2 separate regions of the Homo sapiens genome follow, and region 2 is linked to region 1. The links are chromatin loops, found by intact Hi-C in ENCODE. Cell type or tissue: Calu3. All regions are shown on one strand. Each heading gives the region's core, and the rest is flanking DNA. Links, peaks and the distances in the headings are about the cores only.

Region 1 (2,500 bases), core at 1-2,500:
ATATTGTTTTCTTATAATTTGTAGTATTTTCAGAATCATGGTTTTTAATATTATATCCTTAGGCTTTGATGAAATAATTCAGTTAATTTTAAACACTGTTGATTAGTTCACAGTATTAGAAGATGACTAACGGTGTTCTGAAATTAACCATAATTTAAATTATAACTTCATTAGCTTGTTCACCATATATAGATTCAGATATAATGCAGGTCAAATTTTTACTGTTGGAGCATTATTTGCAGAAAATAATTTGATGTGACAGTGTCTGCCTGAGAGTTCTTATTTAGCAAAAGCAGGATAATAAAATATACTGTAAAAAGACAAATAGGTATCTGTACCTCTCTTTTATTTTTTTTGATACAATGATTCTACCTCAAATTCTATTCAAAATTGATGAAATACAAAGGTTTTTGTTTTAAAATCAATTAATTGGCTTTATTCTTAGCTAGATATGCCATATCATATAATGCAATCATACATTTCCTCTGTAATTACTACTTTATTTCATTTTCCCACATAACTAGCTTCAGCAGCAAAAATTTTATATTATTTCAAGGATACCTATGCAACCAAGAAATCATACTTAATTTGAAACTGAGATTTTAAAAAATATACTTTTCTGAATTAGAATTAACTAGTTACCTAAACCCTAAGCTGAATGCATAACATTGTGTATTAAAGCCAGCAAATAATATCTAAATGCAAACAAGAGAGTAGAGAGCAGTACCTTTGTCCATGACCAAATATATCCATCAACATTGAACACAGGAAGAATGTAAAAATTCATTCGGTCCAAGAGTTTGGTCATAATTTTGTTTCTCCCATAAGTTTTGGTTGCCTGTCGGAGGTGAAAAAAAATTAAGCTATTGGTATGAAGTTTAGCTATTATGTGGAAAGCTGTGGTTATAATAGTAATAACTTGAGTCACTTCCCAAGGTCACATGTTTTCAAGCATATTTTCCCTAAAATGAACAAAAATAAACAATCCATATAGTTTAAAGGGGAAAAAAACCTAACTTATTTAGACTAGTGACATTAATGGAAATGAATAGTCTTTAAAGGAGCATTTAATTATCGAGACTTATAGCATTCCAAATGTAGCATGAGAGATATGTTTCATAGAAAGATTGGAAGCCAAATGGAAAATTTGTAATACAACTTATTTTTAATTGATTCTCTCACATCTTTTACATAAATATAGATAGAGTCTGTAAGCACAGGAATATGAAAATATTGGAGAGAATTTGTGAGATAGTTATAAGCAGGATTAAATAAAAAATTGTATTAATAAAATACCCAAGAATTCAGAGATTGAACAACTTTTTTTTTTCTATATCTGACTGAAATTTCTCTAATCACATGCACTTTCTGTAGCTACCTAAAATCTCTCTCACCACTCTTGGGAAGTCCTTCTAGGTACATCTGAATTGGAGACAAGATTTTTTGTAGACCTGTGATGTGCATTCCTTTATGTGTTGAGTAGGGGGAGCTCTTGGCCCTCAGTTGGGAGAGCAAAAGTAACTACAGGTCACTTCCTGGTGGATTCTTTTCTAGAAAAATATCTATGCCCAGAAAACCATTGTTACACATATTTCACCACTGTGCCATGTGCAAAAGCTGACAGAAAGAGAAAATTAAAATATGGTAGGAGTCAAAATACATTGGCAATAGAGTGAGAGGAATATTGAATATATAAACTAGATAAACCTTTTAAAAAAGTGAATTGTAGGCCCAGTGTGGTGGCTCATACCTGTTATCCCAGCACTTTGGGAGGCCGAGGGGGACAGATTACTTGGGATCAGGAGTTTGATAACAGCCTGGCCAACATGGCAAAATCCAGTCTCTACTAAAAATACAAAAATTAGCCAGGCATGGTGGCGCATGCCTGTAGTTCCAGCTACTTTGGAGACTGAGGTAGTAGAATTGCTTGAACCCAGGAGGCGGAGGTTGCAGTGAGACGAGATTGCACCACTGCATTCCAGCCTGGGTGACAGAGTGAGACTCCATCTCAAAAAAAAAAAAAAGAAAAAAGTGAGTTATTTTTCACTCAGAAAGGAAACTTAAATATTAAAATTCCAAGTACATGTGCGGCCAATGTATTATCTAAAGAGGAATTAAAATTAAATATCTATGTTTTGAGCTCATTGAAGAAAAGTTACATTTGTAGGTTATGTGAAGGTTGTTTCAGATTTTCCATACTTGACTACAGTAAAAACTTTCATGTGATAGCCCAAGAAAAGTGTGAGTTTCATAAACTCTTAGCTTGAGTTTAAGAATTGTTTGGAGGGAAGTTGTCAATTTCATAAAAACTGTAATGATGAGTAAAATTCAGAGCGTTTCTTCCCTGACAGCACCAAGTATGGGCTCTTCTAGCTAAGTGGAATTGCGTGTTTGGAAAGATGTCGCCACTTAGTGAAGTGCTGGAGACTTGGCAGTCAAAGGAGAATTGGGAGTCTTCTGATTCACTTACCTGATAGACAAACCACTGGCAGAATGCTGG
Region 2 (10,500 bases), core at 4,756-7,255, 500 kb after region 1:
TATTCAGAAGCCCTCTAAGCACATGTCAATGGTAGAATACACAGAGTAAAATATTGATATACCTGATTAAGTACAAATTAATACATTGTGTTTGGCAAATACACTACAAAATATTAGAAAAATTATGCTGGAAATATATATTTATGAAACACCTATTCTAATAATGTTGCTAGTTACAAAACAACAGAAAATTACTGGTTAACATTAGCCTAAAGGTTGTTTTGGGAGTTGCTCACAGAACCAACAGGAAGGCTTGAGAAGCAAGTTTAATTAGAAGCAAGATGGAACAAGTACAGCAAAGGCACTGTACCAAAATGGCATATTTTCACTAAGAGTTCATGGGGAAGCTTTGGGGCTTTTTATTTAACACAGGTATCTCAAATTATTTCTAAAAGACTCTCTGTATTGAATTACCTCCTCTAGATTCAATATCCCCCACAGAAGCATCTGATTGGCCATCCTTAGGGCATTTGACTCCAATGTACTTGCTATACTAGGTTGGAGAGAGAAAATGGCATGTCTTATTTGGCTTCCTGAGTGGGAGGCAGCATGGAATTCTCTCATATTAGAAAGGATATTTATTTTTTCGGCAGCCTGAACAATTATTCTCTACTAAGAAGTTTATATTTCTTTTCATTTGAAAACCTTTTGTAAATCAAATAAGGAAAAAATAACCAAATAGGGAAAAAAAGAGCAAACAGCACAAAAATGTAATGTAGAAGTAGAAATACAATGACTAATAAGCCTATCACATGTCTAACTTTTCTAGTAATCAAATAGTGCAAATTATTGAAACAATTAAAATAAGAAAAAAATTGATTAGCCAAAAGTATTAAAGTTTTGAAATAGCCAGTGAAGTTAGTGAAGATAAGAGGAAATGGATACTTTGATACAGTGTTGGTGGAAATATAAGTTGATTGAATCATCTCAACTATATTTGTACCAGTACATTAGCTTCATAAAAGCTGCCATTCTTTTCTGTTTTGATTATTGCCATATTCAAAAAGACTACAATAGTGCCTGAGAAACATTGCAAATTCTTAATAAATGCTTGTTCAGTAAATTAATATCAACATTTAAAATCTAATGGTCTTTTGCTATATAATTCCACTCCTAAAAGTTTACCCAAAGGATGTAAACATGTGTCTTAGTCTGTTTTGTGCTATTATAACAGACTGTCACAAACTGGGTAGTTTATAAAAAACAAAAATTCATTTCTCACAGTTCTGGATGCTGGGAAGTGTAAGATCAAGATGGTGGCAGGTTCGACTGGTGAGAGTTGCATTCTCCAGATGGAAGAAACATTGTGTCCTCATCTGGTGGAAGGTGGAAGGGTAAGCTACCAAGCACTCTGCAAAGATCCTTTAAAAGGGTCTTAATCCCATTCATGAGGGACGAACCCTCATGACCTAATCACCTCTTACAGACTCTACCTCTTAATACTTTCACATTGGCAACACCTGATTTTGGAGGTAATATATTCAAACCCATAGCAACAAGTATGCAAAATAGAAATCAAGTATATACAGATTTTACTTTGTCTATTAAAGTGTGAGAAAAACAATATGAATGCTCAACAATCAGTTACTGGTTAACTATATTATGGTCTCTACAAGTAGTGAAATATTATATAGTTTTAAAAATATATATCTATATTTTTTAACATGAAATAATGTCCATGACACATTACTGAGTGCAAGAAAAGCAGTTTGCAAATGTTCCATTAGATCTGATTTTTATTTTTTCAAAAGGAAGTTACTATAGGTGCATACTTATCTAGACAGAGCCTGCTAATTATATACATCAAAATAGTAAGAGTGGAATATCCTCTACCCCTTTTTTTCTTTTCCCCTCCTGAATAATTCAGTCCAAAACCCATTAGGCAGGGTGTCTATAAAGGTAAGGAAATGACACCAGACAGTAGTTGCAATCCCTCCACAATTCTCACTTCCAAAGCAAACAAAACAAAACAAAACAAACAACAACATTCTTGACTAGTACTTCTTATTTTTCCAGGCTTATTTATCCTGGTTCCCTGATCCTCAAAATTTTTGTGATGTATAATCCAGTGATTGTTCTGCCTGACATCTCTGCCTCTCCCAAATATTCTTCTTTCCTTTCTTATTAGCCTAAATTCCATCACTTTCTAACATACACCCTCAGCTTCCTCTTCTCTCCCTTTCTAAGCAATCATTCTGTTTTCTTGGGAAATACTAGCAAAAAGCAATCCCTACGTTGGTAAGTTATGTCAGGTAATGGTAACAGCTATGGAGAAAAATAAAGTGTGGATGTAATTTTATATAGCATTTATTGTGGCACTATTGATAATAGCAAAGACTTGGAACCAACCCAAATGCTCATTAATAATAGATTGGATAAAGAAAACATGGCACATATACACCATGGAATACTATGCAGCCATAAAAAAGAATGAGTTCATGTCTTTTGCAGGGACGTGGATGAAGCTGGAAACCATCATTCTCAGCAAACTATTACAAGAACAGAAAACCAAGCACCACATCTTCTCACTTATAAGTGGGAGTTGAACAATGAGAACACATGGACATAGGGAGGGGAACATCACACACCGGGGCCTGTCAGATGGTGGGGAGCTGGGGGAGGGATAACATTAGGAGAAATACCTAGTGTAGATGACAGGTTGATGGGTGCAGCAAACCACCATGGCACGTGTATACCTATGGAACAAAACTGCACGTTTTGCACATGTACCGCAGAACTTAATAACAATAAGAAGAAGAACAGTACTGTGGCTGGAGCAGGATACTGTTGTGGGGGATGGGGAGTGAAGCAATAGTAAAAGATGATCTCAGAGAATTACAGGTGGCCAGACATATAGGGCCTTAAGTTACTACCTAAAATCCTAACCTCTCTTAACATTTTGACATATTTTCTTCTAGTTTTGTTACTTATCTAAACGTTTCATATAGTTGATATTATATCACCTATCTTATTTTCTTGCACTAAGCCTTTTTTATAACATTACCCCTTCAGCAATTTTTCCAATGGCACAACACTTCCAACATATTTTAAATTACTGCATAATATATTATCATGTATACATACGCAATGTCATTACTACGTACTGGTCATTGAAATTATTCACAGGCAGAAAGAAGATAAGGAGTAACAGTCTAATGATTCTGCAACTCAGCATCAGGCATCCTTATTTCGACTCTCTCCTGACTCTGTAGAACAGTTCTTGCCTCATTTGCAAGACTGCGTACACCTTCCCTATTCCTTTTTTCTTTCTTTTTAAAGAAAAATCTAGCCCATTACAGCACCCATATCTTGATAAGGTTCTTGTTTTCTTGTTTCTGGGGCTGAAAACTCTGCAGTTCTTGGATGCAGTTTCTATAAAAATAAATCACTCATTTCTCTAGACTTATTTCTTAGACAAAATAAAGATGTTACATGGACTTGTTATATATTAATACAGTATTACACAAGTCTATGATAAAAAGTATATTACCACATAGCCAACTTTCAATTTTTCTATTATGAAGTGCCAATATGATGTTTGGAGTAAAACAAGAAAGATGCATGGCTTTTGTAACTTACAAATAATTTAACTCACCTAAACAATGAGAGAAATATGCTATATTGAGGACCTTATTAGTTCATTATGATTCAAGAATTTTTAAAACAATGCCTGGGTCCTTTGCACCACACAGCTGGAATATGGCTGGAGGTGCTCTGAATCATGGAGAATCCAGAAAGAGAAGTATAGAATAAAGATTGATAAGGAATACACCAAGCAGATGTTTTATTTCTTCCTTTTGGGGATAATTCTAGAGATTATCACAATATAGTCTGTGGGAGGTGGAGAGAGAACAGGTAACTGGGATAACCCTGAAGTAGCTGGGAAACTCCATGTCTTTAGCACAAAGTTCTGTCAATAAAACCAAACACTGGCTTTCAGTTATAAAGACCCTGCTAGGTCAGCATCTTCCGCACTGCCTTATTGAATTGGGATTTAGTAACATAACTTGGATCTTAATCCCAAAAGTGATCAAAAGATCTGCATCATCATATCAGCCTTTACTAAGTATTAGGGGCATATTGGATGTGATGCTGAAAAGCTTCTTTCTGGTTCCTAAGGATCTTGGTGCTTTAGTGAGATAAACTAGTTATTGCTACTTGGTTTTAAAAATGGCCATGGATATTAGTAATGTACTTAACGATTACTTAAATAGCATAACAAAGGGAGCTGAATTTTCTCTGACCATAACCTGCCTCCTGCTATCTTTGCTGTGTTTGTATGTATGTTTGTGTGAGGGGGACATTTGAAAAGCACAATACTGTGAATATATAGTATGTTCACTTCAAACTTTAATTCAGAAAACGAAACCTCAAGGAGAAGAAACATTTGAAACCCAGATAAATGCCATTTTTGTCTTTCAAGCTTATGGAAAAGTTTCCTCCCTAAATCTTCCCCAATGCATCCAGATTATGGCTTCCGGTGGAGCTTCCTAATCACACAGTAGGGAAGATACATTAATGGAAGTCAGAGTAGGGTATTGAATGGACTAATGGAAGCTTTTTAAGAATTCCAAGTACTCTTCATATTAGAACCTTTGTCATAAAGGTGACAATATTAACAATAATAATCCTCTCTAACAAAAGACTAATATCAGGTCTGGCTCCATAAGAGCCACTGGTTCCCCTGTGCTCCGTCCGAGGATGCCCTGATTTCCATTTCTAGTCCTGAGCACATATTGTTCAATTTAATAACCTAAATTTTCACGAGTAAAACAGATCTTCAGAATGAATTCAGTAATTAGCTTCCCCGTTAGGGGGCTCATTTAATTTCAAAGCTAATGCTATCCACGTTTCCGTTTCTAATTAATCCAAATATAGCAATGCTATAGTAACCAGACAACATGTTCTTTGAAGAGCTGAAGCTATGACATTGTCATGACATCAGCAGACTTTCATTAGTGATATGATTTTAGAACACACTTTAAAACAAATGGAATCTTTTCTTGTCTATTTTCTTGACTTACTGGTTTTGTTTTGTGATTTTAAAATGTTTGAAATATATGCAACCTCTTCCAGTCTGATTTCTTAAGAAGTTTTTAGCTATTTATAAACAAGATAAATGCTTTCATAAGATTCAGAATAGAAGAATAGAGGTTGAGATTATTTTGAGATCAATGTCCTTGAGAAATTTAAGACAGCTATGGAAAGTTTCCTTGAGAAGTATTAGAAAGAAATATATAACTACCTGGCAGCATAAATAATCAGATTCCATTTGATTAGAGGATTTGGCATATGTGAAATTATGTAATGCTAGAATCCTGCCTTTAGCTCTTTCCAGGAATATTTATAGATATTTATAATTTGTATATTTTTGTGTTATATGTAGATGCACATATATGTGTACATATATATCCATATTTGAAGCTATAGTTATTCTTCCCTTAAAAATATCATTAAATGGAATATGGCATTGGCCTGTTTCCTGTTCAGTCATAAGGAGGATTATTTAAATGTGGTTAACTGCATGTCACATTTTCAAATTACATTGTCAAGGTTTTTCTACAGGAAGGATGAAATTAGAGATTTACCAACAGGTAAACATATTAATATAACTATACAACGATATATTATATATGTTCATACGTAGGAAGCAAAATGAAATAAATAAATAATAATAGACTGGTTAGCTGAAGGAGAGTCAAAGTTGTTCTAATCATTTATTTGGAGGTCAATCTGGCAGTTTTGTCTGGAAAAAGTCTGATCAGTTTACAGAAACAATAGGCTTGAGACAACCCCAAAAAAAGTGTAAGAACTATCTGATCAAAAGGATCACAAACAGAGAAAAATGAAAAGAAGCAATCAGTGAGCGATCCAAGGCCTACTGCCATCAAAATTACTGTTGAGAACAATGAGATAAATTGGATCCTCCCTGAGTGGTTGGAATTATGATTAGGACAGCTTTCTAAGAATGATTTTTAAATGGTTTGGATGAGGTTTTTAAGTGAGAATGAGACATTAACAGTTTTTAAAACCTTCAAGAAAAATGGTCAAGCTGTAAGAATGTTTGACCTCTGCTTCCTAGAACCAAAGCAAAGACAGGCTGTTTCATAAGAACAGAGCACCACCTTGTGTTAGTAAGTTATTACACCTCCTTGGGACACCTAAGGGAGGTTCTTTCCATCGTATTAAGTGAGAGCCTGTCAGTAATGCTCTTGAGTACAACAGGCAAGTGTCATAGCTTCCTACCATTTTACGCTCTAAGCCTTATGTAGTGTCTGTGTTTGTGTTCCTAGGAAGATAGAGAAAATGATGTAGAGAGGTGATGAATCGGACAAAACAAAAAATACTTTTTTGTATTTTTAATATGAATGCTTTTATCTCAGGAAGGAATTTATAAACTAAATTCATAGCACTGATACCACATTGTTTTTGCATTTAACACATCATATTCATTGCTTCTTAACATGAACTAGGTTAAGTACCAAATCTCAATGAAGCAATTTTGAATTTAAAATAATTTAGAAGTGCATTATTTCTGGAGTCTTCAAATAATTGTTAAGGAACGATGAAAGATCTAAAAATCTTAAGATGAAAGTAAAATCCCCTTAGATTTTTCTAGTAAAGACACAACACTTATAAAGTAAGAAGAAACATTAGTCGAATAGCATTAAAAATCTTCACTTTCCTATAATTGCTGCCCTAGAAATTTTATCTTTTACATAAAGAGAAACTTAAAGCCATGCAACAAATGTAAATATCTTGTTCATTCTTCAAAATTAAACTCAAATCTTAACGAACAGTCTTCTGTGGTCACTAGTGTTCTTGTGGCACTTGATTTGTAAAATTAAAACTTGTTTTGTATTAAAATGGTTTTTGCTCATGTTTCATCGCCTCTAGCATATCTTCAGCTCTTTGGCTATAATGTACTGCCCTCAGCCTTTTTTGTGACCCCAAACTATCTAGAAGAGTTATTGTCCTATGAAACTTTCTGTGATGATAAAAATGTTTTCTGAACTATCCAATACGGTAATCACTGGTCACATGTGGCTATAGAGCAATTGAAATGTGGCTAGTGTGACTGAGGGACAAATTTTAATTTTATTTTTTTTGAGACACAGTCTTGCTCTGTCACCCAGGCGGGAGTGCGGTGGTGTGATCTCGACTCCCAGGCTGCAGATCCATGGCAACCTCTGCCTCCCATGCTCAAGTTCAAGCGATTCTCATCTCTCAGCTTCCTGGGTATCTGGAACTACAGGCATGCACCACCACGTCTGGCTAATTTTTGTATTTTTAATAGAGACAGGATTTCCCCATGTTGGCCAGACCGGTCTTGAACTCCTAGCCTCAAGTGATCTGACCGCCTTGGCCTCACAAAGTGGTGGGATTACAGGTGTGAGCCACCGTGCCTAGCGTGATTTTTAAATATTAATTAATATAAATTTAAATTTAAATAGTCTCATGTGTCTAGTGGCTACTGTATGGACAAGATGGACCTAAAAATACCTTAGAAAAATATATATTCAATGAATAAATGTCAAATTATTAGAACATTATGTGTTAAATTATTTCTACTTTTTGTTGTAGGAAATAATTACAATTCTCAGCTTCATGTTTTGTGTCTTATCTCAAATAAAGCTTGAGAATTCTGTAACTCATTCACATAAGAATTTTTTATAACCTAAATTATTGAGATAGTTTTGCTTCCTTCCTATACTCACCTTCTGGCCTTTATTCTCATATAATTTTTTAAGTTTTGCCTCACAATTCTGCATAAATTCTGAAAAGCAATAAATTTAATTATTTGAACAACATAGGAGAGTTTTTAAGTATATATGTAAGTGAACTTGAAATCTATACGAGTAGATTTAAATTTCAGCACTATCTTGTTCAAATGTCAAAAGTAAAGTCACAGAGGAACCCCTTATCTCATTAAGTCCTTCTCTCCCTCCATCCTGACCAATGGCTTAGAATAATATGACATCCTGAAAAACTTTTCTGGATGGTACCCTGCAAGTGTATAGGCATATAGAAATATTTTGCATTCAACTCCCAAATTATTTTCATTTAATTTACTCATAAAATATTATATCTATATTATATGTCAGTCACTTAGCCAAGTACTGAGGCAGATACACAGGCAAACTCTCTATATAATACATCCTTAAGGTTTTCAGTTTTGAGGCCAGGAAGCAGTTAGTTTTAACAGTTATTAATATATATTGAACACTTAATTCTTTCAAGATCTCTGTGGTTGTATCATTAACCTCATTTTATAAATGATAAAAGTAAGCCTTGGAGAGGTTAAGTAACTTCTTTAAAGTAATACTGTAAAGCTGGCAAATGAAAAAGCCAGAATTCGAATTTAGGTCCTGTTACTTGCAAGTCAGACAATGATAACTGTCATGTTTTATTACATTTTTAATAAATACTTATTTTAAATAAACCATTATGAATGCGTTAAGAGTTTGGTGGAAAATGTTATTAGAACTCAGTGAGTATGTTTCTCATGAATTCAAGTATATCAAGTATATACTTTTTTGATTATCAGAGATGTGGATTCAAACATAAAGGAGGGAGAATTTTGTCTCATAACCAGATAAACACATATTTATCAAATAATATGTAATTTGAGCTAGACACAAAACAGATCCCCTAATTACATAGTTGAGATTTTGTGGCTGTGCAGGCATTTCTGATCATGTGTTTTTATTCATCTACAGGATTCTCTGAATCACTATTTGAATAAGATATCCTAAAAACTTCATTAGATGGTGTTTTGTGCTTAATTATGAAATATGAAATGGGAAACACATTTGTATTATCCCAGCAGAATGGGGATAGGAGGGCATATCATGCTAACTTTTACTTGAAATATGGATGTTTAATATTTTATTTAATATGAAACACATATTACTTACTTTTTAAAAGTTAGAAAATTCTGCATTTTTAAAAATGCACTTTTTCCCTTTAGTTTTTTCTAAATGTGTAAACACAAAGTTTTGTTACCTTTTTTTTGAGTTGTAGAGATGATGACCTTGCTTTGTAGAAAAAAAACATTATTTTCAAGCATATATCATCTACATTTCTGAGGTTAAATGTGAGAATTTGAGAATAGATTCAGTATAGCTTCATGTCGAAATGGCTAATCTTTATTGTTTTGAACGTATTTCTCCTTTCTTTCTTTCCTTCTTTCTTTCCTTCCTTCCTTCCTTCCTTTTCCTTCCTTCCTTCCTTCCTTCCTTCCTTCCTTCTTTCTCTTTCTTTCTTTCTTTCTCTCTTTTTTTTTTTTTTTTTTTTTCTGAGGCGGAGTCTCGCTCTGTCGCCCAGGCTGGAGTGCAGTGGCGTGATCTCAGCTCACTGCAGTCTCCGCCTCCCAGGTTCAAGCGTTTCTCCTGCCTCAGCCTCCCGAGTAGCTGGGATTACAGGCATATGCCACCACGCCTGGCTTATTTATTTATTTATTTATTTATTTATTTATTTATTTATTTTGTATTTTTAGTAGAGATGGGGTTTCATCATATTGGTCAGGCTGGTCTCGAACTCTTGACCTTGTGATCCGCCCGCCTGGGCCTCCCAAAGTGCTGGGATTACAGGCATGAGACACTGCACCCAGCCTTCTATCTTTCTTATGTAAATACTTTCCTTCTTTCTGAATGTCCCAAAATTAAATTTTAGGAAATATTAAAATTTTTGGTAAAATATTTCCACCTTATTCGCATTATTTTATTTCTCTTTTTTTATTATTTGACAAAGCTGGATTTCATTGCTAACCAGTTACGCTTATGATGAAGCACCCTTGTACTACATCAAAAACATTAATTATTCAATTATTTCTTTTAACTTATTGGCAATCATGTATCTCATTCATCAATTGGTAAGTACATATTTTTGAGCATTTTCAGTATGTCCAGCACTGTAGCAAGGAACACAGAAGAGAGAAATACGGTGTATGTCCTCATAGGACTGCAATTTTGCTTGAGTGACAGAATTAACAAATGTCATCAATATTATTAGATAAAACAAAGATAAAAATAGCATTATGTCAATAAATGAAAGAGAAATTAAAATAAAGCAAGGTTAGTATGGGTTCAGTATTCTCTTTACCATATTCTTGAGACAGTATTGATTATTTCATTTCATTCTGCAGACGATGAAACTAGATTTCAGGGAGGCCCAGGGGCTTTTCACCTGGGAATTTAACTCCAAAGCTTATCTTTTTTCTGTTGTGTCACCATTTTAGAGAAAGCTGGAGGTAGCACTCATGCTGGATTTCCTAAACCATGTTGGGTTAAGGGCAGGGTTAAGCGATAGAAGCCTAGTGCGTGAATGAACATGGCAGATGAGTATGCTTGTCTGATGAGCCAGGTGTATGTTTTATAGATTAAGATGATTAGGGCTGTGGGCTGGAAACAGATCTTGGAAGTCATGCACATTAAATAGCTGATTATTTTTGTAATAGATTTTGGAGCAGGGCAGTTGCATATTTAAATGGCATTTTAG

The links. Hi-C counts contacts between places; a loop is a spot of excess contacts. Peaks named below come from ENCODE experiments on the same cell type or tissue, not always from the same donor. Only the 100,000 strongest peaks of a DNase experiment are listed, where the experiment ranks them.
Region 2: it touches region 1 in a loop (5-fold over the local background); 2 of 110 quality-filtered maps call a loop at or near these places.

What each region holds. Positions count from the first base shown.
Region 1 is chr3:148,879,860-148,882,359 of GRCh38, reverse strand. CPA3 (carboxypeptidase A3) reads right to left here. Exons shown (of 11, transcript NM_001870.4): 6 at 2,471-2,500; 7 at 728-838. Among named protein-coding and RNA genes, the nearest start is that of CPA3, 16 kb to the right of the region's middle. In Calu3, for the core only: a CTCF peak has its summit at 1,483; a DNase peak (open chromatin) is centred at 1,499.
Region 2 is chr3:148,375,594-148,386,093 of GRCh38, reverse strand. All of the region lies in intron 4 of LINC02046 (long intergenic non-protein coding RNA 2046), which reads right to left. LOC105374147 (a long non-coding RNA gene) reads left to right here. Exons shown (of 4, transcript XR_924566.2): 4 at 1,225-2,252. Among named protein-coding and RNA genes, the nearest start is that of LINC02046, 100 kb to the right of the region's middle. In Calu3, for the core only: a CTCF peak has its summit at 6,131 (motif pointing left); a DNase peak (open chromatin) is centred at 6,123.